Linked DNA regions of Mus musculus: region 1 is linked to region 2. Evidence: chromatin loops called from intact Hi-C (ENCODE). Cell type or tissue: heart. All regions are shown on one strand. Links, peaks and the distances in the headings refer to the core of each region. The heading gives the core; the rest is flanking DNA. Region 1 has its middle 20 kb from the start of H2-T-ps. Region 2 has its middle 16 kb from the start of H2-T3.

What was found. Peaks named below come from ENCODE experiments on the same cell type or tissue, not always from the same donor. Only the 100,000 strongest peaks of a DNase experiment are listed, where the experiment ranks them.
Region 1: a loop joins it to region 2, with 3 times the contacts of the local background. A loop is called at or near these places in 6 of 42 quality-filtered maps.

What each region holds. Positions count from the first base shown.
Region 1 is chr17:36,084,035-36,099,744 of GRCm38, forward strand. It overlaps the pseudogene H2-Bl. Among named protein-coding and RNA genes, the nearest start is that of H2-T-ps, 20 kb to the right of the region's middle. In heart, for the core only: a CTCF peak has its summit at 6,913 (motif pointing right); no DNase peak of the experiment used is centred there; H3K27me3 peaks cover 846 bases.
Region 2 is chr17:36,198,384-36,214,093 of GRCm38, forward strand. It overlaps the pseudogene Gm5682. Among named protein-coding and RNA genes, the nearest start is that of H2-T3, 16 kb to the left of the region's middle. In heart, for the core only: no CTCF peak of the experiment used is centred there; a DNase peak (open chromatin) is centred at 7,238; H3K4me3 peaks cover 1,178 bases; H3K27me3 peaks cover 5,300 bases.

The DNA.
Region 1 (15,710 bases), core at 3,320-11,319, 110 kb before region 2:
GGAGCAGGGTGAGGGGCTCGGGATGCGGGTGTAGAAGGGGCGGAGGTGGGCGACTCAGGGACGCGGTTTCCACGGTGCCGTCCCCGCCCTTCCCCGCAGAGGTCGTTTCCCTCCCGACCACTCACCCGCGCGAGTCTCGATCATAGTCAGGGCGGCCGCCAGCAGCAGGAACAGCGTTCGCTGCGCCATTGCCCCATTTGGAATACAGGGCATCTGAGGCCCTAGGGCTGCATGGACTTTATAACTTGCACCCGCCAATGAGGAGCTGGTTGGTTCCTTCCCCAGGATCCTGCCACCCAATGGAGATGAGACCTGCCAGATAATTCCTGCTACCTCAGGAGGTCAGAGAGGGCATCAGATCCCCAGGAGCTATAAAGTGGTGCTGCTCCAGGGCAAGGGAGGGGCAGGAGCTGAACTGCAGGAGAGGGTGGTGTCTGCAGGGAGCAGAGTGAAGCCCTTGTGCACCTGTGTCTTAGTGAGGGTTTCCATTGCTGTGATAAAACCCCATGACCAAAAGCAACTTGAAAAAGAAAGAGTTTCTTTCAGTTTACACTTCCACATCACAGTCTACCATTGAAGAGATTCAGGGCAGGACCTTGAGAGAGGATTCTCAAGGAACTGAAGCAGAGACCATGAGGACCAGTGATAATAGCATTGCAGCTCATGGCTTGCTCAGCCTGCTTTCTTATACAATCCGTGATCACCAGCCAAGACAACCTCCAGTGGGCTGAGCCTTTCCATAATGATCATTAACAATAATTAAAAAATGTCTTATAGACTTTCTCAAAAGCATCCTGGATGGAAGCAATTTCTCAATTCAGGATCCTCTTCTTATATATGTCTCAGCTGGTGTGGAGTTGACAAAATGCAAACAGCACAGCCTCCTGGTGCAGGGTCACTCAGTGAGAGCTGAGGGAGGAGGATGTGTGAGTTCCTCCCCCTGAGCTGAGCCAGGGACCTGCCCTGTGGATGGAACCCCATGGAAAAACAGTTGGAATGCAAGGAATGGGAGCCCAGTGGGTTCCAACTCCATTCCTGCCCCTCAGTCCTGAGGACCTGTCTCTTCCTTGCCTGTTGGTTGATGCTGTTGATATAACCATGGGAGAGACTGATAAAGTCAGGGCAAGGGAGGAGATGAGGAGAGAAATAGGGACAGTTTATTACCTCAGAACAGGGTAATCTGATTTTGGAGAGACTGAGGAGAGGTAGGTAGGTATGTAGTTAGGTAGGAAGGTAGTTTATAGATATACAGACAGAAAGACAGACATAAAATTAAAAAGAAATGAGAAGAAGTGCTCTTCCACTCTTTGGACATTGACAATTTCCCTTCTTGCTCAGACTTCATGCAGCTCAGGTCCTGCTCCAACAGACACCTGCCCAGCTGGGGAAACATTCAGGGCTGACCCTGTGGGCTTGTTACAGTTCTTGCATGGATCAGAGAACCATGAGATTTTCAAAGATCACACACCACAGCAGAGTGCATGTGAGAGATTTTGGGGGTGGGTAGTCAGGCTGGAAGAGAAAAAAATAGGGGGCTGCGGAGACCTGGGCTGGATAACAGTGTGCAACTTGTGGCCATAGTGAAAATGTGTCACATTTGGTGGCTGGTGATGGTGTGGCTTCTGGCACTGAGAGGCTGAAAGCAGGCTGGTTCTGGAATGTGGGTGGTTGTTGGCTGACAGACATCCCTTCCTCTTATTTATTATATAAGGTGAGAAAATAGAAAGAGGTGACTGGTGAGGCATAAATGGGGTTACTGTGCTCTTTAGACGGCTTTCTGTTGTCTAGGGTGGTGGTGGTGTCAACATCGTTGGGGACCCAAGAAAGCTGGATGCTGTCTAGGTTCAAAAAAAAGCATGCTGTTCCCTCACTGTCCAGGCTCTGCAGGGCCATCTGCAGCTGGGGAATGCAGATGCATTCTTTTTTTTTTTAAAGATTTGTTTGTTTGTTTGTTTATTTATTATATGTAAGTACACTGTAGCTGTCTTCAGACACTCCAGAAGAGGGAGTCAGATCTCTTTATGGATGGTTTTGAGCCACCATGTGGTTGCTGGGATTTGAACTCAGGACCTTTGGAAGAGCAATCAGTGTTCTTACCAGCTGAGCCATCTCACCAGCCCTCAGATGCAGTCATTCTTGGGGCATCATAGGGCAGGTGCTTTGAAGCCGTCTGGCATGCAGAGTTTGAGGAAACACCTGGAGCTAGCATTTTACTGAAGCATATCTGTATATATAAGGATCAGAAGGTAAAGTTAAGGAGGTTAGAATAAATTTTTTTCCTTAGCTGAACATTTTAAACTTTTAGGCCTATTAGGTGGGGGTGGGGCATCCCAAGACCACAGAAAAGGAGAGGATAACCCCACCCTTAGGACTAAGCTGAATAGGCAGCAGATGAAACAGGCTGTTGATTGACAGTTCTTCTCTGCAGTCCTTTTGATCATGAGAGGTGGATTCAAGTAGTTTCTTTGAACCTTAAAAGAATTTTTTAAGTTTATAAAATGAGATAAATTTTAGACATGTAAACATACCACTGTGGATTCTGTACTGAACTTCTCATTGTAGAAAAGGCAGCAGACTTGTGCCTTTGAGTCATAGTAAAAGCTTGGAGACCCTGAAAGAGGGGTTTGAGGTAAAAGCATGAATAGGGCATATACAGATTGGACAGATGTTTTTAGCTCAATGAGAAGCCCTTTTAAGTCTATACTTAGAGACAACCATAGGAGATTCATAATCTTGAGCTTGTGACTGTGACAATAGCAATCACTGATTATCATAACTAGATCAATAACTCATCAGAACGTCAGTGATTAATGTTAAAACTCTGAACTCTTTAGATCTTAATATAACAATAGCATAGAGAGGGAAGAAATCTGAAACATTTTTCATTTTTACATACATTGTAAATCACTTTCTTATATCTTTACAATTTATACACCTTAAAACTTTAAAAACACCCTTTTGACCTTTATAAATATGATTCACAGATCTGAAAGCACACTTTTAAGAATGTTGTAACGTACTTAACATTTCATATCTTTGGAAGTTACATAAACTCTACAGTTTTTTCTATCCAATTATTCACCACAACTCACATGTCAGAGATTGGTTACTGAGAGCAAACATCCTGGTAAAACAACTTCCTTTACATAAAGAAATAGTAAAACGTTACATTGAAATCTGTTTGTGAATTTTTCTCTCCTTAGAACCTGGTAACACTGTGATCAGTGTGGAGACCCAGTAGCAACTCTAGGAGAGTGTCCATGAGTTTTACATATGAAGAGAACTGAGAAGCACCTGAAGCCTGTGCTGTTGCTTGCTGAGAAACTGACAAAGCTCTCCCTAGTCCACACCATCAGAGATCTGGGAAGGATGAATTTCTCCTGAGAAAGCAGGAAGTACAGACCAAGCAACTTCCAAATCTATTAAAAATGACAGACTTATCTGTTACCTAGACAACCACTGTGGTATACTGATTTTATTGGGAACAGAGGACCCAGGGAAGCATCACTCTGTCTTTTCTGCCCAGTCCAGAAGATCCAAAGCAAGACAATCAACTCCCCAGTTGTCCACAGTTTGTCCAGGGTCCTGGTGACAGACTAGATGAAAGGCAGATTTTCACCCAGGCGGTCTGGCTTTGTCACCTTTAAAGCAAGCTCCAAGTGGAGTTCTTCTCTACCCCATCATCATCTGTGAAGACCTGGGGGTCACTTCTAGTAGCTGGGGGTCTTTGTCTGTCTTAGTAAGCTATTTCCATCATTTAAAATGCCATATTCAGCAGATCTCTGAAAAGTTTTGAGGACTGTTAGCTACTAAGGATAGCTACACTGAACAAACTTTCCCTGTTTCTAGTAACTTGTTTTAGGCTTAACTTAGGAACCACACCGGAGGCTAATTAAACCTTGTTCCTGATCTTAACTTGAATGTGTTAATTGTCCTCCACAGTGTACAGTGAGTCAGTAACTTACATAAGATTGAGATTTTTAAAAAAGATTTATTTATTTATATGAGTACACTGTAGCTGTCCAGACACACCAGAAGAGGGCATCCAGTTCTATTACTGATGGTTGTGAGCCACCATGTGGTTTCTGGGAATTGAACTCAGGACCTCTGGAAGAGCAGTCAGTGTGCTTAACCACTGAGACAACTCTCCAGCCCCAAGATTTTATAACTTTGTCTCTGTTAAGTTTGAGCCTTAGTGATTTGAGTTGAAGATCCTTTATCCTCTAAATTAAACACAAATGCCTTGAACTGTAGTCCATAAGAGACTGGTATCTTTTATAGTTTACCATTATAGAATAATAGTTTTTGTATGACTCAGCTTCTCAAAATAGATAAACCTTGACAAGATGAGCAAGGACAAAAAGCTCGACAATTATTGTTGTCAAGTTGAGTAGATCTTAGAAATATAAAACGTATTAATCAGTATTCCTTATTCAAATATAACTGGCTGGAGAGGTGGCTCAGAAGTGAAGAGCACTGCCTGTTCTTCCAGAGGATCCAGGTTCAATTCCCAACAACCACACTGCAGCTCACAATGGTCTGTAACTATAGTTCCAGGGATCTGACACAATCACAAAGACATGAATGCATACAATGCTCATAACATAAAATGTTAGAATAAAATGCAATCCTTATTCATCAAACATGTGTTGTGCTTATCTACATTTTATAGCACCTGGGTGCTGAGCAGTTAGCAAAGACATAGCAGGATAGACATACATCTTATATCAGTGTTTGGTAATTCAAGTAGATCCTTAGAAAATTACATTTTTATTATCACATACACTATATTCTAAACCAAAGTTGAATCACATATGCAGTATGTTGTAACAAATGTAACCTTACATTTTTATCTTCATACAAAAATATATGCCAATCAGAAATACTTGAGAGTTGTGGGTACTTCTCTAGTCTATAAAGAGATAGAATGTTATATAGAAATCTCATGAGGACAAAAATTTTTACGGTTATTATTTGGTGACATGTGGTGAAGTGATGATGTTGGTGAACTCACATGGCATGTACTCTTTAAGCTTAGTAAGGATGGCTGCCAGTCATATGGCAACATCCATATCGATTATATCATCAACCAAGATGAAGGAGAGCCACATGGTTGCTGTCTTAAAACATCTGTTTTCATGGTCTGTTGTTTTTAAAAACTTAATCCCAGTCACTCAGTTTTACCAATGAACATGATCCAGCCAGGTAGAGTTCAGAAAGAGCCAGCAATAGTGAGTTAGTCTCAGAGACTGAAACCATTCTAGGCCTAGATTGGATTACACAGAGGCCAGTGGCTTCCAGGACTAGGCCTAGTTTAGCCCATTGAGGCAGTAAGTCTCCCAGACAACAATTACAACAAGACAATAAAAGATCCTTTTACAACCCACTCTAGATACAATGTTTCTTCAGCATCCTGTGAGTTAGATGGGTATTTAGAAATCTTCTTTTTGTAAGGATTTAATTTTTTTTTAAAGGTAACTTGTCATACAACAATGGTGATACAAGTTTCTCTGGTGTTCTCAAAAAGATCTGCCCCAACACCCAGACAGGGTTTCTTTGTATAGTCCTGGCTGTCCTGGAATTCACTCTGTAGACCAGGATGACCTCAAACTCAGAAATATGCCTGCCTCTGCCTCCCAAGTGCTGGGATTAAAGGTTTGTGCCACCACTGCCCAGCAAAATGAGTTTTTGAAAAGATTTATTTATTTATTTATTTATTTATTTAATGAGTACACTGTAGCTGTCTTCAGACACACCAGAAGAAGGCACCTGATCCTGTTACAGATGGGTGTGGGCCAGGAAAGTAATCAAATACAACCTCAATTTTGTTTCAATATACAAAGATCCAAGCCAATGTAAGCTAATATAATTTTGTAACAATCTCCAAAAATTTTGTATCAAAATGCAAAGTGGTATATAAAAACATACTGAATAATTTACTCCTGATTCCTATTATCCACATATTATTTCAATATCCCCATCTTCTTGTCTAGATAAAAAAAAATCAAGATTTTAAGTGTAACACAGTAAAACTGTTTTCAATAATGAAGCTATTTCTGCCAAGCTTCCCACAATGTCCAGCATGGTTGAATTTGCAGTCTCAGGACTCAGTATTTTTGAGTTCAGAGTTCTATACAATGTCCATGTCAGTTTCCTATGAACTCTGGAATTTGAATATCCTGAGGAGTTTGTAGTCTGAAGCTGATCATTGGGTGGTGTTTGCCACTTTAGCATCAATCCTGTCTATGTAGAACATAACAGTCAACCCAAAGGTGCCACTGTTTGCACAGGACCTGGCAGCAGAAGAGGCATGGGGCAGTTTATCCCAGTAGTTAGTGTTAACACAATCCAGGTGAATTTACAGTCAGTGGGCTGTGTCATCCTTCTTCTTAGAAACCTAAAAGATTACTTTTAGGAATTCTAAAAAACCTATTCATTTTTAATGCTATAGTCAGCACATCTCAGAACGCTTTTAGAGCCACAGTCTCTTAAGTACATTAGAGGTACACAAACCTTGTTTCTAGTTACTTGCTCAGACTGAAACCTGTAAACACACACAGGAAGCAAGATGAAGGTCATTTATAGAATCAATTCCTACCCTGTATGACTACTGGTATGATAACAGAGAGTTTGTGTATCCAAAATATTCATATAGAATTTGAGGTAATATTTATACCCTAAGAAAAGTGTTATAGAGTAAATGAAAACCAAAGGATTATGAGATTGGTGGCAATAGAATAGTCCCTTATTTTCTGTTTTTCTCTGTCCTATACAAAGTGGTTCTTCTGACCCAAGATGGAGATTTTGGAATTTCCTTTAACAAGCATGTGTGGGTTTAGAAAAGGAGACCTATGTTCCAACCCCAAAGCCAGTTTTAATGTTTAATTGAATTCAGATCATATAGAGACCATTTGCCACTTCTGTCTGTAGAGGGCAGAAGAGACAAGATGGAGGTGGGCGATACCACTTGGCCAGGTGACTCCTCTTCTTGGGACATTTTCTCTTGATGAACCATCTTTTTCTTCAGCTGTTTCATTTGCCCAGTGGTCTCCAGATTCCTTTGTTGGATGCTTTTATTCACCTGGAAGGGGAGAAGCAACACCTGCCCAAACCCTAACTCTCAGGGTTCCCCATTTTGGCCATTTATATCTTTCCTAGGTTTTTGGCAATAGAAAAATTTGAATCCAAGTTACATATAACTACACATAGAGTTGAGTCAAATACACTGCATTGCAGCAAATTAAGAGTACCTGTTATGAATATTAATTATAACCCTTTAGTTATAACCCTTAAGTTTAAGGCCAAATTTTGTTATATACTTTATCAATTTTAAAATATACCCAATGAACTTATAAATTGGGTCTTAGTTTACACCATAGTTTTAAAGAGAGTTTTTGAGAGCAAAACAGAAATTGTAGAGATAAAATACTTTTAGGAATGGAATATAGAGAAAGTACAGGGTGGAGAAAGTTTGGACATAAGACATTTGGGGATCAGTTCTTTTTATAAATATATATATTTTTTATTAGATACTTTCTTTATTTACATTTCAAATATTATCCCCTTAACTAGTTTCCCCTCCAAAAATCCCCTATCCCCTCCCCACTCCCTCTGCTCCCCAACCACCCACTCCATTCCTGGTTATGGCATTCCCATATACTGGGGCATAGATCCTTCACAGGACCCAGGGCCTCTCCTCCTAATTGATGACTGACTAGGCCATCCTCTGCTACATATGCAGCTAAAGCCATAAGTCCTACCATGTGTTTTCTTTGATTGGTGGTTTATTCCCAGGGAGTTCTGGGGGTACTGGTTAGTTCATAGTGTCGTTCCTCCTATGGGGCTGCCAACCTTCAGCTTTCAGATCACTTCTATATGCAGTGGCAGTTGCTATTATTTGGGAAATGTTGGAAATCAATTGCACCAAATTTTTGCCCATTCATCTGTACTAAGGCTAAGATGTTGTAATAAAACCGGATTCCATGGAGATGGAGAGAGAGAGGGTTATAAAACCAAATTCTTGTAGAGGGAATTTCCATAGCTATGCAATATCACTCTCCAGCTCTGTTCTGACTCTTCAGAGCAGACCAGCCTTGTTGGTAATCCTAGAATCACCCACATTCTACTCTATGTGTGGGAGGCAAGGACACTCACAATGTACAGGCACAGGGAGAACAAAGAGAGACAGCAGGTAGTAGAAAAAAAGTATTGCTCAAAATAAAACCCAACCGAGGGGAAAAGGTCCAGAGCAGGGATGGGTCCCTCCACCTCCTAGAGTACCAAGACTCAGGGAAGCACTGGGGCCAACTGAGAGAGAGGGGCCACTCACCAGGTGCTGGTGATGATGGAGGGCCAGAAAGTGGGTCTGCTGTGGGTGGACTGGAGATAAGGGATAAAGTCCCTGAAGAGCTTTGGTCCTCCAAGGGGTGCACAGGCTTGCAGACAGCCTACCAAACCATGGTGCCAATGTTAGGTTTTGGGATTTTTGTGTCATTCAGAGAGCCAAGGAATGCCTCAAAAATCACACCCCCAACACAGCTCAGAAGTGAGATTTACTGTATATGGAGGGTCCTATAAAAAGACACCTTCTGAGCAAGAATGGAAGAGAAAGTGGGTGAGGGCAACAGTGGTAATGTGTCCCATTTGTGGCTGGTAAAGATTTAGCTGCTGGTGTTGAGGGAGGCTGGGAGACCCCTGGTTCTGGAATGTGGGTGGTTCTAGCTTTACCACAGGCCTGGTCTGCTCTGAGGAGTCAGAGCTGAGCTGGAGAGTGACATCAGGAGAGGGACAGGTCTGTCTTAATGAGCACTAGGGTCCATCTTGCTTCTAGGTGAGGTGACTGCTGGATGGATGGAGACAAAGATGACAGAGAGTAGGAAATGATAGGATGAGTCTTAGACACTGTTCTATTGCTGTGCAGGGCCACCATGACCAAGGCAGTTCTGAAATAGAAAGCCTTTAATCAGGGCTTGCTTACAATGTCAGTGGCTTAGTCCTTTCTCATCATGGTGGGGAGCATGGCAGCAAGCAGGCAGGCAGGCATGGGGCTGGAGCAGTAGCTGGGAGCTCATCCTGTTCTATAGGCAGCAGACAGACCTAGACTGGGCTGGCATGGGATTTTAAACCTCAAAGCCTGTTTCCAGTGAAGCACTTCCTGTATCAAGGCCACCCCTCACATGTCTTCTAATCCTTTCAAAGTGCCCCACTCCCTGGCAACTGTCTTCAAATATGTGAGCCTACAGGGGCCATGCTTATTCAAAGACCTCAGAATGTCAAGAATTAAGCAGCAGCATCTGCCACCATCAGTCCAGACTGAGGTAGAAGAGTGTGGAGGGGACCCCATGTCTCTCTCCTTTGGTACTCCCCATTTTGTGGTACACTGAGGGAAGTGCTCTTCATGTTCAGTGACCTGAAATCATTCTGGGAAGGCAGTGATGGCAGCCTGTGTCTAGATCCATCTGACAAAGCCTGAGCCATTTTCCAGCCTGCTCTGTTTCAGGAGTGGGCCCAGGGTGCCCTGAAAGCAGAATATGAGACCCTAAGGTATCTCTATCCCTGCATGCATGGGTCCCTGTTGGAGCAGGCAAACATTTATCCATAAGATCTCTGCCCTGTAAGCCTTGTGCGTGTGCACAGCTCCTGTGGAATGTGCTGGGTAAGCTGTGAGTGTGAGCTCAGGTGCCAGTCCTCTTCTTCCCAACACTTCTCACATGGTGGTCCTCTGTGCCTGCTTTTCCCCAGGCAGGGCCCTAGGTGTCACAGGAGTGTGGGGATGCAGCCTCTCCTGAAGGAGTGCTTATCAGCTCCTCTGTCTAACAGCAGAGGGACTGTGCAGAAAACAAGCTTAGTGTCCTGCTGTGGGCTGTCCTGGTGCTGTTTGTATTCTGATGTTAATTCTGCTTCCTATCCTGCTCCCTATTTTAACTGGTCAGTACCCTTGGAGGAGGCTTCCCTTTGACCCCATGTCACAGCTATATATTTACTGGATCCTGTGAGAGGCTGCGGGTCTTCCTAGTCATCCCAGCCCGCCCTTGGCATCCTAGAAATCCCCTAAACTAAAAGCGGAAGTGGGTCCCAGGTCTTGGGTCCCAGGGGGTCCAGCAAGCTCTGGGAGTTCCTAGGACTGATCCATCCCCAAGGAATGCAGGAATGCACTCTGCAGCTCCTGGAGCAGCTCCAGGTGGGGCTAGGTTGGACAGACTTGACAGCAGGAGGAGGGGACCTGTGTCCTAGCTTTTTAACCTGCTGCTTTCCTTTGGATTATGCAGGTGAAGGTGCAGTATTTTGTCCTCCTAGTGGCTGCAGAGTTCTCCTCCAGGAAGGAGCAGCTTGTGTTTCTGATCAATAACTCTGACATGATGCTCGGGGGTGCTGATGGTAATGCTGCTCCTCCCACAGGGGTCCCTACAGCTTGTGAGCTCTGCCTGATTGGCCAGCTTATTGGTTCTTGGTTCTAGAGGAAATCCTTGGGGACATCTCCTGCACCTTGTGACATCACCACCTAGAGTGGAAGGCTCACAGAGGCTGCTGCCTGGCAGATCATTAGACATCACTGTCCAAAATGAGGGTCCTTTGCTCCCAGGAGTCTGACCCTGTGTGTGCTTGCACTTCTCTCTAGGAGTTCATTGTGGAGTTGCTGTCTCCCTAATTTGGGGGTCTGGTGGCATTTGTGAAGGAGGCCAAAGCCTTGATTGGGCATGGGCAGGATGAGCAGCTCTGAGGGGAGGAAGGTATTCCATGTTGTCATGGTGAGGTGGGCACTGGGAGTTAGGGACAGCAGGGGTGTGTGTGTCACAGGGGAGGCAATGCAGCAGGGAAGACTTGGCTGGAAGAATACCAGGAAAGCCAGGCTTGATGGTGAGCACAGCTGTGCCCTGGGCAGGCTTTGCTGGGTCACCAGCCCTGGTTGCTCTGTGTTGGGTGGAGGGTCACCAGGCCTGATTGCTCCCTGACACATCTTTTCCAGCCCCAAGGACAGCACTAACAATGGTTCTAATGAGGATGATGGACTGAGGAGGTTCTGGGAAGGAAAGGGCAAGGAAGGGAAAGGGAGGGTCATGTCTCCTGCCATCAACCCTGACCTTATCCAGGGTTTATAGAAGGTTCCAGCTTTCCTGACCCCAGCTCTGCAACCACACCCTCCTTACCCCTTCTCAGGGTGAGGGCCTCAGGCAGCCTCTCATGGTCCACATGGCATGTGTATCTCTGCTCCTCTCCAGAAGGTACTACCAGAGCTGCCCACTTCTGGAAGTTTCCATCCCCTGCAGGTCTGGTCTCCACAAGCTCTATGTCCTGGGTCAGCTCCTCCCCATTCAACTGCCAGGTCAGGGTGATGTCAGCAGGGTAGAAGCCCAGGGCCCAGCACCTCAGGGTGACATCACCTTCAGGTCTGGGATGATGCTTCACTTTTGTCTTTGGGGGTCTGAAGACAAAAGTTAGAAATGTCAGGCATTTTTCTTTCTTCTGGTGCCTCTATCAGTGTCCATAAAACTGTCCTGAGAATGGACTTAATCAGGTGGTAGAGGTGAATGTGTACCTTGCAAACTTCAAGGTAATGCAGTAAGAAATCACTTAAGATGATGTCAGATGCTGGACTTAAAACACTTGCTCCAGGACTGACAGAGGTAATATGGTGAAAATGGCCATTCTACCAAAGTAACCTACAGACTTAATTCACTAGTATTAGATTCTCATTAATTTGATGTGTTTAGAAAATAATTTAAAAGACCACTCAGAGTCAAACAGTCTCAGGAGTAAGAACTGGAGGTGTTTCAATCCCAGCCTCAAATTATACTGCAGAGCTCTAGTGACAGAAACAGGCTGAAACTGGGCAAAAATAGACAGGAAAATCAAAGGCATGTGGTAGAGGTGCTGGACATGAAATGTCAAGGCTATGGATACTATTTAGCTCTAAACAATGTAATCACAAACAACCAAGGCAAATGGGTGAACTTAGCATATATAGTGTTATTGAGGTCACACAGGGACAGGAAGAAAATTACACAGCCTTTCCTCAAGTGTGGGATATAGCAAAAAGCATATGTATAAATGTATTCAATTGTATACATGTGTACAGTATAACATGGCCAAAAGGAAACAAGAAAGGTAAATATTGAGAGACAAGAAGAGGCAGAATGCAGATAGTCACCTTGGGGTTGAAACAGGGTAAGAAGCCAATTGTTTTCTAGTTCTACCTCTGTCCTGGATTCTCTCCCTCCCTCCCTCCTCTTTCTTTTTTCTTTGCCTATTGGTACTGGGTTTATATTTGATAATTCAAAGTGAATATTCAGCGGTTCAGAATGGCTATTCTGACTGGATAGAAATTCACTGACATGTCTTGCTTCTGTTCTGGCTAAATTCATTGTGTGATATTTTTATTGTCATTAAAAAAAAAAGATAAATATGTAAAAACTGGAAGAGACAGGGCCAACACCCCAGCTGAGGGTTTCTTCTTCCCCAGGACTGAGCCCCAGCCCGAGGGCAGAGGGAGGAGCTGCCCGCGGCCCCTGCAACTGTGCGCAGCAGCGTCTCCTTCCGGAGCTCCAGGGATCAGTGGTTCCACTCCACGCAGGTGCTCTCCAGGTAGGCTTTGTAATGCCCTGCCTCATCAGCCTGCTCCCACTTTCATGGGGTGATGAACGCTGCCATGTCCACCAAGTCCACGTTTTCAGGTCATCGTTCAGGGTGATGTAATTGCGACTGTTGTAGGTGTACTGCCAGTACCCGCAGAGGAGGTTCCTGTCCAACACCATGTCACAGCCATACATCCACTGGAACCTGTTCAAAGCTCAATGTTTATTAGCAGTCTGTGCTTATAAAGTGGGGAAGTCCATCCCCTGCCATGCAAGGCTTCTTGATGTTTTGTTGCCAAGTTGTTAGCACTAGTCCTCCAGAGCTGTTAGCAGTAAGTCACCAATTCCACAGGTAGTCAGTTACCTCAGGACCATCTCCAGAAGACAGGTTCAGCCTCTCAGCAGGGAGTAGAATCTCAGGACAGTTGTCACTTCAAAAGAAGCCAGCCAAGTGAGAAAGCTGCACCGCAGGTGGCCCCACCTCAGTGACTACAAGGTTTTTACCAGTCCACTTCAGGCTGGGTAAGAATTCTCCCCTGATTATATAATAAAAATAGCCGGATCGAGGCATAAAATTTATTTATGCTCCATAGTCCTGCCTGATTTCTTTGGGCCTAGTGAAGAAACCTGTCTCAGTGGTATTTCCTAACTTTCTTATGGTAAACCCACCTATTTGCTAGGTCATGGTGAATTCCCTTGTCTGGGTAAGACTGGCTACTGCCCCAAGTAAACACTCTGCATTCTAGCCCTGAGCTATTCTAGCTTGTTCTTTGGAATGCCTAATTAGTTTCACTGTCTCTACTAGAAGTAAATTTGAATGTTACTGAATAGGTAACCTTCTCACTGAATTCCTACTGAATTCCAATTTTGTCGGCTTCAAGGATTTTCTGGGACATTGGAACACTGGCGAAGGCTTAGCTATGTCAGAATTCAATCTTAAAAGGCACTTATAATAAAATAATACTAAAAGAGAGCATGTGGATTCATACACCAGACTAACTCGGGGATAGGTTATGAGTATACAGGTTATGAGAACACCAAAGTCCAGGAGGTGATTTTCTGTGAAACTCTTTGCCCCTTGAGAGCTCCCAGGCCTTTCGGCCTGCCAATCAAACTTCACTGGAGTGTGCGTAGCATTCTCCCCTTTCTTTTTTATATTTCTCCCGAAGTTCTGGAATGTTCCGCCTTGTTGTAGCTACAGATCTCAGGAGTGCTCTAAAGATGAGTGAAAACAATGATTACTAATAAAATAATGCCAATAATAATAATAGCAAGTAGGATTATATATTGAACCCAATCCAGAGGATTCAATGCACTTAGGTTGTTTTTTAAATCTCTGGCCATTCATCAATGTTCCAACTGTCCAAGTGACTTCTGTTAATATCTGAATTTTCTGCCTTTCTAGCCTTAATATTTGCTATGTCCTGCCCTATTGCTAAGACTACTACTTCTAAGACATTAACTTTTGCCTCCAATTTTTATCTATAATATGCAGCTCTGGCAAGGCTATGGAAATATTCCTATGCTTATCATTAACAAAATGAGCAGTATGCAGCTGCTGATCTAAAGCTGTGGTAGATACCTTTTCAAAGTTTGCATTCCCAGATTTTTAGACCAAGGATCATTTCCTAACTCTAATAGGCGGCAAAACATAAGCAGGTCTCTGTAACAAAATCATAACAGCAGATTCCTTATCTAAATTAGGATCTACACGATTAGTTATTTGACAAGAATTACAATAAATATGAAAAGACTTGCCAAGATTGGTGATCTTAACTCTTAAAATTATCTAACAATATAGCATACAGGTAAGGTACACAAGCTTTTACAGCTATAGAGGAGTTGGTCTGAATGGCCAAAAAGAGTCTCTGACGAAGTCTTGTCCAATACTCTGTAGCAGTCCCTCTGCCTCAAGAGTCATCATTTTTAGTTATCCCAAGTTGACACCAGGTCAGCTCTCCTCGCTGTAGCCCATGGCAGAGATTGGACATTTTTTCATCTTGTTTGCAAGTGACTGCTCTCCCTGATTTCCTCTTCTTCTGTGCTCTCAATACAGCTTTCCTGTCACCACTGTCAGGGCACTCAGGAACTCACAGGTCAGCCTGTCACATTGGAAGCTAGCATGCTCCTCCAGCATTCTGTGGAAAAGCAGAAACACTCCCTCTCTTCCCCATATTAACTTTCTGTTCAGGATCATGCCATGTGCCAATAAGTGGATCCTTTTCATAACGAGAAAGCCTGAAAAGGTATTAAATAGTCACATGTACATATTTTAGTTATTTATTAATCAGAAATAAGAGTAGCAATTGATTGTTTTCTCTGTCAAAGAATTGCTGTGGGCTCATAACAATAACTAGAATAAGCAGCTAATATTTAATTCTCATTGATTATAATTGATAACAATTATAAAAGCTTTATTTTCTGCAAAGCCTTTTGTTCTTTGCCAGTTAATTTGTGTCTCTCAAGATAACATCTGACAAAGGTTTAAGTCACTTTAAGACCTTAAGGTGAGGCCTTAGCCAATTAACATCTCCTGGAAGCAAAATTTTGAAAACAAAATTTTAAAGCAAATCAATTTTTTGTTCTTAGATTTTCTGTACCAGAATTTTATAGTATAACTAAAACCCTAAATATTAAAAATATATTGCCTCTTAATCTTTTCTGGAGCAACTGCTACTTCCCAGAACATTAAAGCTCATTGTGTGAGAGCAAAGATTCGAAGTAAACTTTCCTTGAGAGGCATTAGCTAATAAAATACTTTCCACTTAGGAAACAATATACACTGAAAGATTCAAACTCTTAGCTTCTTATATAGAAGCAGAGACAATACAAATTTTTCTCATATAATGTAAAGCTATATTAGCCATACCTAGAGGCAAAATTTTCCAGTGATTACCAGTTCACTAGAAGCAAACCCTTTATCATGCAAGGGAAAAAAACCGAACCTTTAAACCTATAATAACTTCACATGAAGTAGGCAAGCCAAATTGTAATGCCTTTATAAGTTCTACAGTCTGATTGACCCTTCTATAAACTTTGAATTAGAACTGTATTTAGAACAACATCTGGATAGTTCTGCAACAGTGTTCTTTTAGCTAAAACAAAATTCCCCTGGAGGCAGGGAGAGGCAAGTTTCAA
Region 2 (15,710 bases), core at 2,642-10,641:
CTGGTGCTGCCTTGGACCCTCCCCACAGAGGCCATTTCCCTGTCAACCCAGCACTCACCCACATGGTCTGGGTCTGAGCCAGGATGGCAGCCAGGAGCAGGAGCAGCATGCAGGGCGCCATCGCCCCCTTGTGGGAGCCGGGGCGCATCTGAGTCTGGCGGGCTGCATGGAGTGTATAACCTGTGACCACAGCAAGGTTGGTTGGTTCCCCATGATCACACTACCATTTTGGGGCAAGACCTGCCAGCACTATATCAGCATCTGGGCAGAAGGACCTGACACAGGGTAGGATCAGAAGTGAAACTGGGGAGATGGGGAATCCCCAACCCTGGGCTTCCCCACCCCTGACCTCACCTGGGGACTAAAATTTGCCCTAACACTTAAAATTGAAATACCATGATAAGAATATAAGAATGTTGCCTTAGAGTATCTTAGGGAAGATTGGAGATAGGACAATTCTCTTCTATGAAAGCTGTGGCTTTCCGAGTACTTGGAACTCCCCAGGAAGATTGTTGGAGAACTGCTCTTCTCAGTTATCTGCTGCACTGAAGCAAAGCAGCCAAGCTCAGCATCTGGAGACAGCACAGCACTGATACTTCCCAGTGTGTGACATCAAGAGTCCCTGGTGACCCTGGCTCAGGAGCTCTCTCAGGTCCTGTTTTCTTCTTGCTGTGTTTTTTCAAGGCTTCACTAGAGCTGGGGTCACATGAGATAAGGTTTCCTCATGTGGCAGCTGGAAAGGCCTCAGGTTATTGCTCTCTGTCCCCAGCAGTCCTCTGTCCCTATTTACCTAGATGTCTCTCTTGAGACTGCTCTAGCTAGACATAGCAGCTTACTTCCTTAAAGCCAACCTTTAGAGGGAGAGAGGGAGAGAAGGAAAGGGAAAGGGAGAGGGAGAGGGAGAGGGAGAGGGAGAGGGAGAGGGAGAGGGAGAGGGAGAGGGAGAGGGAGAGGGAGAGGGAGAGGGAGAGAGAGAGAGAGAGAGAGAGAGAAGACAAAGTAGAATAGGAAGAAGGGAGAGATATAGAATAACTATGTGTAAAATGCTAATTATCCAGTCCCAGATCACAGTCCATCACTCCAGTTTCCTCCATCAGGGGAAGGGAGTGAGCAGGCCCTGAACACCCAAGAGGTTGGAGGTAGCAGAGTCTGAAACCTGTGAAAGCCCATTGTAGAGAAAATTCAATTCAGAACATGGCTGCTCTGGCAGGAGATCATATCCAAAGACCTTCTAAGTCTGTTAGATCCTTCAGGAATAAAAACATGCTTTCAATTCCAAGAGACAGAGGCAAGCAGATCTCTGAGTTTAAGGCCAGCTGGTATAGAGCAAGTTTCAGGTAAAGAAAAGCCTAGATCCAAGGCATTATGGAACACATCTTTCATCCTACAGAATGGAGGTGGAGTGAGGTTGTAGAACGAAGCACTCCTGTTTGCAAGTGATGTGTAATAGAGTGGCAGAAAAGGTGACAAACTGGAGAGAGATCTGACTGAATAGGATCTGCCCAACTCTCAGGGGAAGAGAGAATAAAGGGAAGCTACTTAAGGGGGAGTCAGACAGTACAGGAGGAGGAGAGGGCAGTACAGGATACAGTGGTGTTCCTGGAGAGCAGGGCAGTAGAGTTGAGAGGGAGACTGGAGCAGCACAGAGAGGGAGAAGGAGGCAGTGTTACCAGGAGAATTCTACAGAGTCAGATTGGAGAGAGAACAAGCTAGACACAGGGAAAGCCAGCAAGAGCAAGAGAATCAGAAGGAGTCAGAAGATTAGAAAAGATGGCCAGGGTTCGTGTTAGCCAAGCAGCGCAATTCAGAAGCTGAGAGAAAATCCAGATTGAGTACTTCATCTGGGAGAGGAGTTTTGAGCTTGAACAGCTGAGTTGATCCAGCCAGGTAGAGTTCAGAAAGAGCCAGCAATAGTGAGTTAGTCTCAGAGGCTGAAAACATTCTAAGCCTAGATTGGGTTACATGGAGGCCAGAGGTTTACACGACTAGCCCTATTTTAGCAGATTGAGGAAGTAAGTCTCCCAGACAACAATTACAACAAGACAATAAAAGATACTTTTACAACCCACTCTAGATACAATGTTTCTTCAGCATCCTGTGAGTTAGATGGATATTTAGAGATCTTCTTTTTGTAAGGATTTTTTTTTAAAAAAGGTAACTTCTAATACAACAAAAGATGATACAGGTTCCTCAGGTTTTCTCAAAAGGATCTTCAAAATGAGGTTCCCCCCACCCACCAGACAGGGTTTCTCTGTATAGCCCTGGCTGTCCTGGAACTCACTCTGTAGACCAGGCTGGCCTCAAATTCAGAAGTCTGCCTGCCTCTGCCTCTGAAGTGCTGGGATTAAAGGCTTTTATTTATTTATTTATTTAATGAGTACACTGTAGCTGTCTTCAGACTCACCAGCAGAAGGCACCTGATCCTATTACAGATGGGTGTGGGCCAGGAAGGGGTTGCTGAGAATTGAACTCAGGACCTCTGGAAGAGTAGCCAGTGCTATTAACCTCTTAACCACTGAGCCATCTCTCAACCCACTAAGTTTTTTTTTTTTTTTTTTTTTTTGTTCTTTTAAAAAGTTCATCGTATGTCTTAGTCATTGTTCTGTTGCTGGGAAGAGAAAGGATGATGATGGCAATTCCTATAGAAGAAAGCATTCCATGGGGCTACTTTATAGTTGTAGAGGTTTGGGTCATTCTAATTACATGGGAAGGATTTTGGCATGCAGTCAGCCAACTTGCCAAAGAGGTAGCTGGGAATTCTACATCTCGTTCCTCAGGCAGCAGGAAGACAGCTTCTGGACTGGTTGGATTTTGGAGCACACCTCCTAATCCATTTAAATAGTGCCACTCCCTAATGACCAAGCACTGGATTCTATGGGCCAATGGGGGCCATTTTTGTTCAAACTACCATATTCCACTACCTGGACCCTTAGACTTGTAGCCATATCATAATGCAAAATGTACTCAGTCTAACTTAGAATGTCCCCATAATCTGCCAGTCTCAACACTTTAAAAGTCCAAAGTCATAGTCTCTTCTGAGAGTCAAGACAATCTTCTAATTGCAACCTTTCTAGAAAGAAAATCAAGATGTAGGTCACACACTTCTACCACACAGTTGCCTAGGATGTACATTTGTTTTTTTTCCACAAGGAACAAGGGCAAAGAGAGGAAATACTGGATGGGAGACTAAAAACCAGGCAGTCTGTAACCCACATCTCCACGTCTGATGCCAAAGCTCTCTCCACATCTCCAAGTCCTGTCAGCCATGCTGTATGCCATGCACTTCTCCCCCCTCAGGCAGGCTGACACCGGCTGGTAGTTTTCCTTGGCAGTACATGAAGACTGGCATCTCCCATATCTTGGGTTCTCCAGAAAACCCCAGGTGATATTTTCACAGCTTCCCACAAGGGCTCCCTGAGACTCACTGTCACACAAGACCCCACAGAGGAATCCTGTCCCACGTGACCCTCACCACTGAAAACACAGATTCTGGGAGGTTCTCCGTGCTGCCATTTATTTCCTCCACAGCACTCTGAGTAGTCCCAGTCCCTTAATTTACCTGGAGTTCACATTCAGATTCTTATGTTCAGTGTGGAAGTGAGGAGCTGCAGCTCATGGAGCTGACAGGATGCAGATGTCCCCAAGTACCTGTTAGACCAGGAAGGTTGGCTGAGGAAGGGATGGCAGGCAGTGCAGGGACAGAGTCCTTGTGTACTGGGTTGGGCTGGTGTCTCCAGGTCTTCCCATTGTGTGCACTGGAAAAGCACAAACCCCCAGACACTGCTCCGCAAAGTGATTTCACTGTTTAGAAGTCAGATCTTGTCACTTGGTCCCAGGAGGCAGCTGTCCCAAGATGAAGAACAAGAGTCAGCACAGTCAATATTTAAACATGGCCAAGGCCCACCTCTCACTCACAGGTCTAAATCTGAGTGGCCCAGGGACCCAGTCCTGTCCAGTTTGCTCAGCCCCAGTCTCAGGACCCCAAGTGTCACCTTTTCAAGGCTCCAGAGACAAGTCAGAGGTCTGGGAACTGTGCCTGTCTGCAGTACAAGAAATAAGGGGGCATAGTCAGGAGGCTGACAGCTGATCTTCAGCTCAGCTTGTACCAGGAGCATAGCCACTGTTTTCACCTGTGAGAAAAAACACTATGAGAAACCAGGGAAGTCCTGGTCCCAGGAAATTTCCAGAACAATAACAGCAGATGGAGGAAGGTCCAGGAGGCATGAGGAGGGAGTTATGCAGGGAGTGAACCAATGGCAGCCTGAAATCTGCAGTGCTGTGAAGGAAGCCTCTGACCTCTGACCTCTGACCGCAGAGATTCATGTGTGGATCACCTCCACCATGAAGGTTATTACTACCAGAGGGTAGTTATTAACACCAGAGGGTTATTACTCTCTCCTTCATTTTTCATGTGCTTTACTGTATGATGGGTGTCAGCACACACATCCAGAGATGGCAAGGTTGTACATATGGTATATGTGCACTGTTTCATAATTACAGTGCACCCTTGTGAAAGAAGCAAGTAGCAGCCCTTCCATACCCTTTCTCTTCTTCTTCATCCACATCTTAACACCACCAATGATAAAACCTAAGATGACCCCAGCTCCAAGGACAGCACCAACAATGGTTCTAATGAAGATGATGGGCTGAGGAGGTTCTGGGAAGGAAAGGGCAAGGAATGGAAAGTGAGGGTCATGTCTCCTGCCATCAACCACAACCTTATCCAGGGTTTATAGAAAGTTCCAGCTTTCCTGACCCCAGCTGTGTACCTACACCCTCCTTACCCCATCTCAGGGTGAGTGGCTCAAGCTGCCTCTCATGGTCCACAGGACATGTGTATCTCTGCTCCTCTCCAGAAGGCACCACCAGAGCTGCCCACTTCTGGAAGGTCCCGTCCCCTGAAGGCCTGGTCTCTATAGGTTCCATGTCTGGGTCAGGTCTTCTTCCTGTCTCTTCCAAGTCAGGGTGATGTCAGCAGGGTAGAAGCCCAGGGCCCAGCACCTCAGGGTGACACCACCTTCAGGTCTGGCATGATGGGTCACTTTTGCCTTTGGGGGATATGAAGAGAAAAGTTGGAGAGTGCAGGCTTTTTTCTTTCTTCTGGGGCCTCCAGCTATGCCCATGACACTGCCCTGGGGATGGATTGAGTCAGGATTGAATCAGGTGTGGTACAGGTAAAAATCCCTCTTCTATAGCTTAGACACAGTACTCTGGACAATCTTATCATTTGGAAATTTTAGATCTGGGTTAAGGAGGCCATGGTTAGAAACTACAGGTGCTCACTAGGAAAATTTACTTCTTTCCTGACCAGGTGTGTCAGAAGCTGACCATCACTGGAGTCAGACTCCAAAGATCTGGTATGGAGGGTGAGAATGTGCCCTGAGCAAGGCCAAGGCTCACAAAGACTCCTCCCCTCCTGAGACTCACTCTGAGCTGTCCTGAGAGAAGGTTGAGATTTGGGAGAAGCGAGACCCCTTCCTGATAAAGGGTGAGGAGTCCCAGGAGAACTCTCCTCCTTTCATGTGCCAGAGAGGGAGAGAATTGAAAGCTGTGTCAAAAGAAAGATAGCCAGAGTTCTTCTGTCTGAAGTCAGAATCAGACGAGGATGCCATTCTCTGGTATCTCCCTTGAGACAATGATAATTTCATATTTGCTTCAAAATTAGACAAAAGAGAGCCACAAAAGGGATCAATATAGGAAAGGATGAAGCCACATTATGAATTCTTCCAAACAAGAGGAATCTTTAAATAAAAACTCAGTTGAGCCGCACGAAAACGCCTGGACCTAAGAAACACTTATTGTTTAGAGGACACAAAAATCAATGAAAAAAAAAAGTAGCCTTCACTTGTACAACAGTGCACTCTCAGAGGAGGACATTAGGAGAAACATGCCATTCAAAATAACTCTCAAAGAATTAAGAGTTCAGGGATCTATCAGATCAAGGAAATGATAGAAGTCTACCTTGCAACCTTCAAGGTGCTGTAGTAGGAAATCACCTAGGAGGATGTCAGATGCTGGACCTACAGCCCTTGCTCCAGGACTGGCAGAGGTAATATTGTGAAAATGGCCATTCTACCAAAGTAACCTACAGACTTAATGCACTACTATTAGACTCTCATTAATTTGATATGTTTAGTAAATAATTTAAAAGACCACTCAGAGCCAGTTTCAGGAGTAAGAACTGGAGGTGTTTCACCCAGCCTCAAGTTATACTGCAGAGCTCTAATGACAGGAACAGGCTGAAACTGGCCAAAAATAGACAGCAAAATCAAAGGCATGTGGTAGAGGTGCTGGACATGAAATGTCAAGGCTATGGAATACTATTCAGCTCTAAACAATGTAATCACAAACAACCAAGGCAAATGGGTGAACTTAGCATATATAGTGTTATTGAGGTTACACAAGGACAGGAAGAAAATTACATAGCTTTCCTCAAGTGTGGGATATAGCAGAAAACATATGTATAAATGTATCCAATTGTATACATGTGTAGTATAACATGGCCAAAAGGAAACAAGAAAGGTAAATATTGAGAGACAAGAAGAGGCAGAATGCAGATAATCACCTTGAGGTATGAGACAGGGTAAGAAGCCAATTGTTTTCTAGTTCTACCTCTGTCCTGGATTCTCTCCCTCCCTCCCTCCTCTTTCTTTTTTCTTTGCCTATTGGTACTGGGTTTATATTTAATAATTCAAAGTGAATATTCAGCGGTTCAGAATGGCTATTCTAACTGCATAGAAATTCACTGAGATGTATCACTTCTGTTCTGGTTAATTTCAATGTGTGATTTTTTTTGTCACTTAAAGAAAAAAAGATAAATATGTAAAAACAAGAAGAGATAAGGGCATCACCCCAGGTGATGGTTTCTTTTTGCTTTGCAATGAGCCCCAGCCCAAGGGCAGAGGGAGGAGCTGCCCCCCTACCCCCACCCCGCAGCCCCTGCACCAGTGCACAGCAGCGTCTTCTTTCTGCGCTCCAGGTATCTGGAGCTACTCCATGCAAGTGCTCTCCTGGTAGGCCTTGTAATGCTCTGCCTCATCAGCCTGCTCTCACTTGTTTGGGGTGATGAGAGCTGCCCTGTCTGCTGCCAATCATGTTTTCAGGTCATCGTTCAGGGCGATGTAATCGCGACCTTCGTAGGCTGTACTACCAGTACCCGTGGAGGAGGCTCCCGTCGGACCCTACGTCACAGCCATACATCCTCTGGAACATGTGAGAGCCTGTGGGACCTCGCGGTCAGCCCCGCCCGCCCTTTGCGCCCTAGCAATCTCCTAAACTAAAAGTGAAAGTGGTTCTTGGGTCCCAGCAGGTCCCGCAAGTTCTGGGAGCTCCTAGGACTTGGGCCCCAGGACTTCCTGGCCCCTGAGTGAGAGGAGGGGTTGTGACTTCCAACATGGGGTCACTCACCACCCTTGCTCTGGTTGTAGTAGCCCAGCAGGGTCCTTAGATGCACTTGGAAACTCTTCTCATGGCCCTCTGCGACTTTTGTCTGTAGCTCCCAGTACTCAGGTCCCTGGAGCTTCATCCATGGCGCACGCGGCTCATATCTCGGATTCTCCGCGTCGCTGTCGAAGCGCACGAATTGCGTGTCGTCCACGTAGCCGGCCTCCATGTACAGGGGCTTCCAGTGCCCCGGCCGGGACATGGCAGTGGAGAAATATCGCATCCAGTGTGAGCCTGGAGGCGGCGCGCGGTAAAACCCCGACCTCCTCCCCAGACCCCGGGCTGGTGAGCGGGCCGGGAAGGGAGCAGAGCGCGGGGCTCAGGACGCGGGTCGAGAAGGGGCGGAGGGTCCGGTGGGCGACGCCGGGACCCGGCTTCCCCGGTGCAGTCCCCGGCCCGCCCATGCCCCCAGAGGCCTTTTCCCTCCTGACCCCGCACCCACCCTTTCGGGTCTGGGTCCGGGCCAGGGAGGTCGCCTGTAGCAGAAGCAGCTTTCGCTGCACTTGCCCCCATCTGGCAATCAGGGCGGGTCTGAGTTCTGAGATCTGCCAGGACTTCACAACCAGAGCCCTTGGCCAAGGTGGCTGGTTTCCCAAGATCTTGCTATCTAATGGGGGTGAGATCTGAGAGCAGGTCATTCATTAGTGTCTTGGAGAAGGATCTGACCCAGGTTAAGAGCAGAAGTGAAATTGGGGAGATGGGGAATCCAGGGCCCTGGGATTGCCCACCCCTGACCTAGGCTGGACTAAGACTTTGCTTCGAACACTTATAATTGAAATAAAATGCTAAGAAGTTTGCCTTATAATAGCTTAGTGCAGATAGAAATGCAGATTAGGGGGCTGGCGAGATGGCTCAGTGGTTAAGAGCGCCGACTGCTCTTCCGAAGGTCCCGAGTTCAAATCCTAGCAACCACATGGTGGCTCACAACCATCCGTAACGAAATCTGATACCCTCTTCTGGGGTGTCTGAAGACAGCTACAGTGTACTTACATATAATAAATAAATAAATAAATAAATCTTTAAAAAAAAAAAAAAAAAAAGAAATGCAGATTAGGATAATTCCTCCTCTTCAGGCACTGTAGATTTAGCTCAGAGTTCTCTGAATTCCCCAGGAAGATTGTTGGAGAACTGCACTTCTCAGTCATCTGCTGCACTGTAGCAAAGCAGCCAAGCTCAGCATGTGGAGACAGCACACTATTGATACTTCCCACAGTGTGTGACATCAAGAGTCCCTGGTGACCCTGGCTCAGGAGCTCTCCCAGGTCCTGTTTTCTTGCTGTGTTTTCTCAAGGCTTCTCTAGGGCTGGGGTCACATGAGATAAGGTTTCCTCATATGGCAGCTGGAAAGGACTCAGGTTCCTGCTGGCTGTCCCCAAGAGTCCTCTGTCACTTATTTATCTAGATTTCTCTTGAGACTGCTCTTGAAAGAGCAGCTTACTTACCTAGAGCCAGCCATGAGAGAGAGAGAGAGAGAGAGAGAGAGAGAGAGAGAGAGAGAGAGAGAGAGAATGATAGAATATTACAGATTGTGTGCAGTATGTTCATGATCCAATACAAGAACATGACCACACTATCAGTCTCTCTCTGTCAGGAAAAGGGAGATAGCAGGTCCTGACCACCTGAGAGGATGGAATCAAGGGCAGAGCTGCAAATCTGTGAATACCCACTCTAACTACAATGCTACTCCAGCAGCCTGTGAGTCAGATGGACATTTAGTGATCTTCTTTTTGCAAGGTGTTAGTTAAAAAAAAAAACAGCTTAAAATTTAATACAACAAAAGAAGATACAAGTTTCTCAGTTTTCACTGAGAGGTCTTTACAATATCTTTTTAAAGTCAACTTGTGTCTTAGTGTTCTCTTGCTGTGGAGAGACACCAGGATCATGGCAACAACAACATCATCAACAACAACAGAAATCATTTAACTGGGACCTAATTACAGTTTCAGGGGTTTAGTCCATTGCCCTCATGGAGCGAAGCAGGCTGGCATCTAGGGAGACATGGGGTTGGAGCAGTAGCTGGGAGTTCCACATCTGGTTCCTCAGGCAGTTTCTGTCTTGGGCTTTGGAATCTTCCAAGACCACCCTGAGTGACATATCTCCTAATCCATTGGATAGTGACAGTCCCTAATGACCAAGCAGTCAAGTCTTTAGGCCAATGGGGGCCATTTTCATTCAAACTACCATATTCCACTACCTGGCCCCATAGGAGTGTAGCCATAACAGAATGTAAAAGGAACTCAGTCCACCTTCAAAAGTCTGCATAGCCTGTCAGTCTCAACACTTTAAAACTTCAAGGTTTATACTCTCTTCTGAGGCTCGACACAATCTCTTTACTGCAACCCCTCTAAAGAAAATAAAACCAGGTCGCATAGTTGAAATATACAGTGGTAAAGGATGTACATTTGTGTTTCAAAAGGAAGGGAAAGAGCAAAGAGAGGAAACCCTGGATCACAGACTAAAAACCAGCTGGGCAAACTGCAAACTCATCTCCATGTCTGCTGCCAAAACTCTCTCCAGATTTCCAGCTCCTGTCAGCTGTGTTGGCTCTTTCAGCTCTTTCAGGCTGGTTCACACATAATAGCAGCTCTCCGTGGGAATACAGGAAGACTGGCATCTCCCAATCTTGGGATCTCCAGTGAAATCCAGGATTCACTCTCCCAGCTTTGCTCAATGGCCTCTTTGGGCCTCTGTGGAGGGACACTCTGGACACACAAACATAGGGAGATTCCATAAGCCAGAATAAAGCTGCCAAGTTCTGCTGCTTGCTTGAGCTAGAACCTGGCCCCCACATTCATTTATCTCCTGACCAGTTTTGTGGTTTTGGTGGTTTTCTTCACTGTTTAAGCTTTTCTTTAATTTTCAATTACAGGTTGAAAGCATAGCTGTGTGTGGCTTGTCCCTTTCTTCCACTTAGCAGTAGATTTTCTTTAAACGTTATTCCTCTGAGCACTACTTAGTGGTTCTTTTCTCTTCAAACTGTACTTTGTGCATTTTCCTTATGTACCCTGCTCATTTCCATTAGACAGGTGCATGGGAGTGGCCACTAATAAATGAGCAACACAGGCAAGACTAGACTCTCCTGAATCTCCTCTGCCAAGCCCTTAATCTAAAACTCTCTGATTTAATTTCAGACAGACTTTTTGCTCAAGGACAGAAAACAGCCACTGTCTTCTCCAAAACAATACAAGAATGAGTTTCCAAACCACTTTATTGATATTCTTCCCCTTTTAAGCTTCATTACCGGGGCCCACAAAGGTCAACCTGCCCTCAGCTCTGCCTCCCAGGCCTCCACTAGCTTGGCTCTTTAAGCCTTGCTTCATGCATGCAACTGTTCTTCTAATCCAAACCTCAAATATCTACATTCTGCCTACAATCTGCATGGTCAGGCTGGACACAGGGATACCCTGATCCCAGGTACCCAATTTGGAGACAGGGTTTTTTCTGTGTCACCCTGAGTGTTGAGGATGGCCTGGAAATCAGTGGTTCTCCTGTCTGTCTCCTGAATGTTGGGATTAAAGGTGTTCAGCACCACTCTCCAGAAATTTCTTCACTGGTAATGTCAGTTTCTCAGCTGCACAACAGGCCTGGTACAGTCCTAGGGGCTCATAATCCTGGTCATAAGAGAAGGCTAAGGCCATGCCTGTGTTCCTATGATCAGAGTCTGTCATCCAGTGACTCTATTAAGTGACAAGTTCCAAGGATGTATAGCTGAGGAATGACCAGACCAGCAAGGACGTGCACATGGACTGAGCTCCACCTAGCACAGCCCCATTCACAAACAGATGCCAGAGGACTCCTGCCCCACCTGACACACTCAGCACAAGAAACACAGATTCTGGAAGGTCCTCCATGCTGCCATTTATTTCCTCCACAGCACTCCAAGTAGTCTCAGTCCCTTAATATACTCACTATTCAACCCTTCAGGTTAAAGATTTGAGCAATCAAGTTAACATTCAAATTCTTATGTTACGTGTGGAAGTGAGGAGCTGCAGCTCAGGGCAGCATGGAACTGATAGGATGTAGATGTCCCCAGTGTCTGTTGCACTAGGAAGATTAGCTGTGGAAGGGATGACTGCCAGTGTAGGGACAGAGTTCTGGTGTGTGTGAGTGGGCTCTGCTCTCCAGATCTCTCGACTGTGTGCACAGGAAAAGAATAAGCCCCTGGACACCGCTGCCCAAAGTGATTTCACTGTTCAGAAGTCAGAACTTGTCATTCAGTCCCAGAAGGCAGCTGTCCCAAGATGAAGAACAATGTCAGGGCAATCAATATGAAAACATCTCAAAGGCCCTCCTCTCATTCATTCAAAGGTCTAAATCTGAGAGGCCCAGTGACTCAGTCCTTTCCAGTTTGCCTCAGCCCCAATCCCAGGCTCACAGGTCTCACCTTTTCAAGTCTCCAGAGATAAGTCAGGAACTGTCCTTACCTGCAGTAGAAGTAACAAGACACTGTCAGGAGACCAATGGTGGGGCTGGAGGAAGAACCTTCAGCCAAGATTCCACCCCGAGTGCCTCAAGGATAACTGTTCCCTCACATTCTGACATGCAGCAGGGTCATAGCCTCTGTTTCCACCTCTTAAAAAAAAAGATATGAGAGACCAAGGAAGTTCTGGGCCATGGACATTATATGCAAGGGATGAACCAAGGCCAGCCTGGAGATCTGTAGTGTTTAGCATGAGCCTTGCCCTCTGACCTCTGAGAGGTCATTGAGAATCCTTTGCAGATCCTCCCATTACCATTATGAATCTGTCTTTTATTGTAAGGTGAGTGTCTGCAAATAGACCCAGAGATGGGAAATCTTGTGCATATAGTCTATGTGTATTGGTTTATAATCATAAGGCACCTAGCCACAGACTCTTCCATACTTTTGTTCTTTCTCATCCACATCATAACATTTCTGCTCTTTAAACCTATGACCATAGCTCCAAGGACAACACCAACAATGGTCCTGGTGGGCATACTGGACTGAGGAGGCTCTGAGAAGAGAAGGGTAAGGACATGGGGAAAGTGAACATGATCGCAACTCTCAACTCTGACCAGCTGAGGGTCTTCAGAAGGCTCCAGCTTTCCCTGACCCCAGCTCTGCACCCACACCCTCCTTACCCCATCTCAGACAGCCCTTCATGGTACACATGCCAAGTATATATTCTGCTCTTCCCCAGAAGGCACCACCACAGCTGCCCACTTCTGGAAGGTCCCATCCCCTGCAGGCCTGGTCTCCACAAGCTCCATGTCATGGGTCAGTTCCTTTCCATTCAACTGCCAGGTCACAGTGATGTCAGCAGGGTAGAAGCCCAGGGCCCAGCTCCTCAGGGTGACATCACCTTCAGGCCTGAGATGATGAGTGTGTCTTTGGAGGATCTGAGGAGAAGACTTGGATAGCTTGGACCTCTTGTAATCTTCCTGAAGACTCCAGAAGTGTCAGTGAGGCTACCTGGGAAGGAAATGACTGGAACAAAGGTCAAATTTCCCAGTAGGTTACATACAATGCTCTGAAAATTCCAGAACTTGTGCCCAGGAGCAGCTATGTGTCCCAAAGGAAAAAAGGGACGTCTGCTTCTGTCTGGGTAGTGCTCAGAGATTCAGCATCACTGAAGTCAAATGTCACAGAGGTTGGGTGTGGGCAGAGAACAAAGCCTGAGAGAAGCCATAGCTCTAAAGGAAGCAGACACAGTGGGGGAACTTTGGTTATTTCAGGAACCTTCTCTCTTTTCATCCTGAAGAGACTTCAAACTCTCCTGAGATAAGGGTGCTCCCTCGGGAGATCCAGTCTCTGATATAGTCAGGAAACACGGGGGTGATCTCCCCCTACCTCATGCTAGCAAGAAGGAAAGGGCTGGAACAGTAAGTGAAATGAAGAGATACCTAGTGTTTCTGTTAAAATCAGGAAGGGGAAGAGATTGTGTTATTTGATATCTCCTCTGTTTTATTTGATATTTTATTTTTTAAATCCCTGGTTTCTCTGTGAGCAGCAGGAGGAACCTCCTTCTCTACCAGTCAGGCAGCCCCAGGTAGTATCTCTGGACCCTGAGTCCCAGACTGTTACTCTAGGAGCCCAGGGAAGGAGAAGACCCGCATCATTTGAACTAGGACAGCTCTGGTCCTGCACAGAAACTAGGAAGGAGAACCACAGCCAGGTCAGAGCACAGGTTGCACTGTTACAGCAGCCCTGGCTGTTCATAATCCTGGAGACCAACAAGGCCATGCCTGGTCACAGACCCTGTCAGCATGTCATTCTATTGATTGATGAAGAGAACACAGCCAAAAGGTGACCCGAGTTGAGGAATGACCACATCAAAGCCTACAACCAACTGAGCCCTACCTGGGTTGTGCCCTATTCACACTCAGCTCCCACAGACTCCTCTTTCCCACCAGACACACTCAGCATAAAGAACACAGATTCCAGAAGGTTCTCCATGCTGCCATTTATTTCTTCCCCAAAACTCTAAGTATTCTCAGTCCTTTAATACACCTGTCAATCATCCTGTCAGATCAAGGGTGTGAACAATCAAGTTCACATGCATATTCTTATTCTCAGTGTGGAAGTGAGGAGCTGCAGCTCAGGGCAGCATGGAGCTGACAGGATGCAGATGTCTCCTCCGTGGAAGGGAACACAGGCAGTGCAGGGAGAGGGTCCTAGAGTGCAGGCGTAGATTGGGCTTCACAGTTCTTCACATTGTGCTCATAGGATCACAGGGAAATTCAGACACTGTTGCTGAAAGAGAACTGAGTGCTCTGGATGTCACAGGAGAGACCCCAACACATTTTCTGTCACTCAGTTCATGCCAGGCTTCATGCTGTAGGAGAAGATTCACAGACAATTTCCGTGAAGACAATATCCCAACCACCCACACACTCACTGAAAGGTCTAAATTCTGCACGTCTCTGTGAACCAGGCATGTCCAAATCTGTCACACCGGATGATTTGATCATTAGGGTGTTGCCTTTACAGTCTATGGGAGACACATCTGAGCTCTGGGTACCATCCCTGTCTGGGGTAGAAATATTTACAACAGCCCACACTCAATCCCTCAAGATTTGGCTATAAGGGGAATTCTGGGCTGGCTGAGCTCCCTCAGGCTCCAGCTCCACCCCCATATGCCTCAGAGAAAAGCCTTCCCCCTACATTTACCTGGAGCCTGAGTGTAGCACCCTTGAGCTGTGATAGACCAGAGAAGCTCTGGACCCCAGGAAGTTTCTAGAACTGTCATCAGACTAGAGAAGGGTCAGCAGACATGAGGAAGGAGGTATGCAGGGAATGAACTGGTATCAGCCTCAAGGTCTGTATTCCACAGGGACCTGCTGCCCTGACCTCTGTCACTGAGAGGTCACATCCCTGTGACATCTGTCATCAGTTTTACAAATCTGCCCTTTATTTCCCTGTGCTTTAGAGTAAGGTCGGCCCACAGACCCAGAGATAGGCACAGTGTGTGACCACATGGTGTGTGGGGTTTCCCATTCACTGTGTACCTTTCTTGTAGTTGCTGAAAGGAAACAAACACCCTCCCCACCCCCAAAACCAAATCGCAGATCCTGCCTCTTGCATACCTGCATTCTTGTTCATCCATATCAGAACACCTCAGATGATAAAACCCAAGATGGCCACAGCTCCAAGGACAGCACCAACAATGGTCATGATGGGGATGGTGGACTGAGGAAGCTCAGGGAAGGGAAAGGAAGGGAAGGGAAGGGAAGGGAAGGGAAGGGAAGGGAAGGGGAGGGGAGGGGAGGGGAGGGGAGGGGAGGGGAGGGGAGGGGAGGGGGAGGGAGGGGGAGGGGGAGGGGAGGGAAGGAGAGGGGAGGGAAGGGGGGAGGGGGAGGGAGGGGGAGGGAAGGGGAGGGGAGGTGGAAGGGGAAGGGGAGGTGGGGGAGGGAAGGGGAGGTGGGGGAGGGAAGGGGAGAGGGGAAATAGAGGGGAAGGGGGAAGGGGAAATAGGGGGGAAGGGGGAAGGGGAAATAGAGCGGAAGGGGGAAGGGGGAGGGAAGGGGAGAGGGGAAGTAGAAAGGAAGGAGGAAGGGGAAATAGAGGAGAGGTAGGAAGGGGAAGGAGAAGGGAAGGAGGAAGGGGAAGGAGAAGAGAAGGAAGAGGGGGAAGGGAAAGGAAAGGAGGAGGGGGAAGGGAAAGGGAAAGAAAGGGAAAGGGAAGGAAGCTGAAAGGAAGGGAAGGTGAGAGGATATGACCACAGCCATCATCCCTGTTTCTTGTCACAGGTTTGCAGAAGGCTCCAGCTTTCCCTTACCCCATCTTAGGGTGAGGGGCTCAGGCAGCC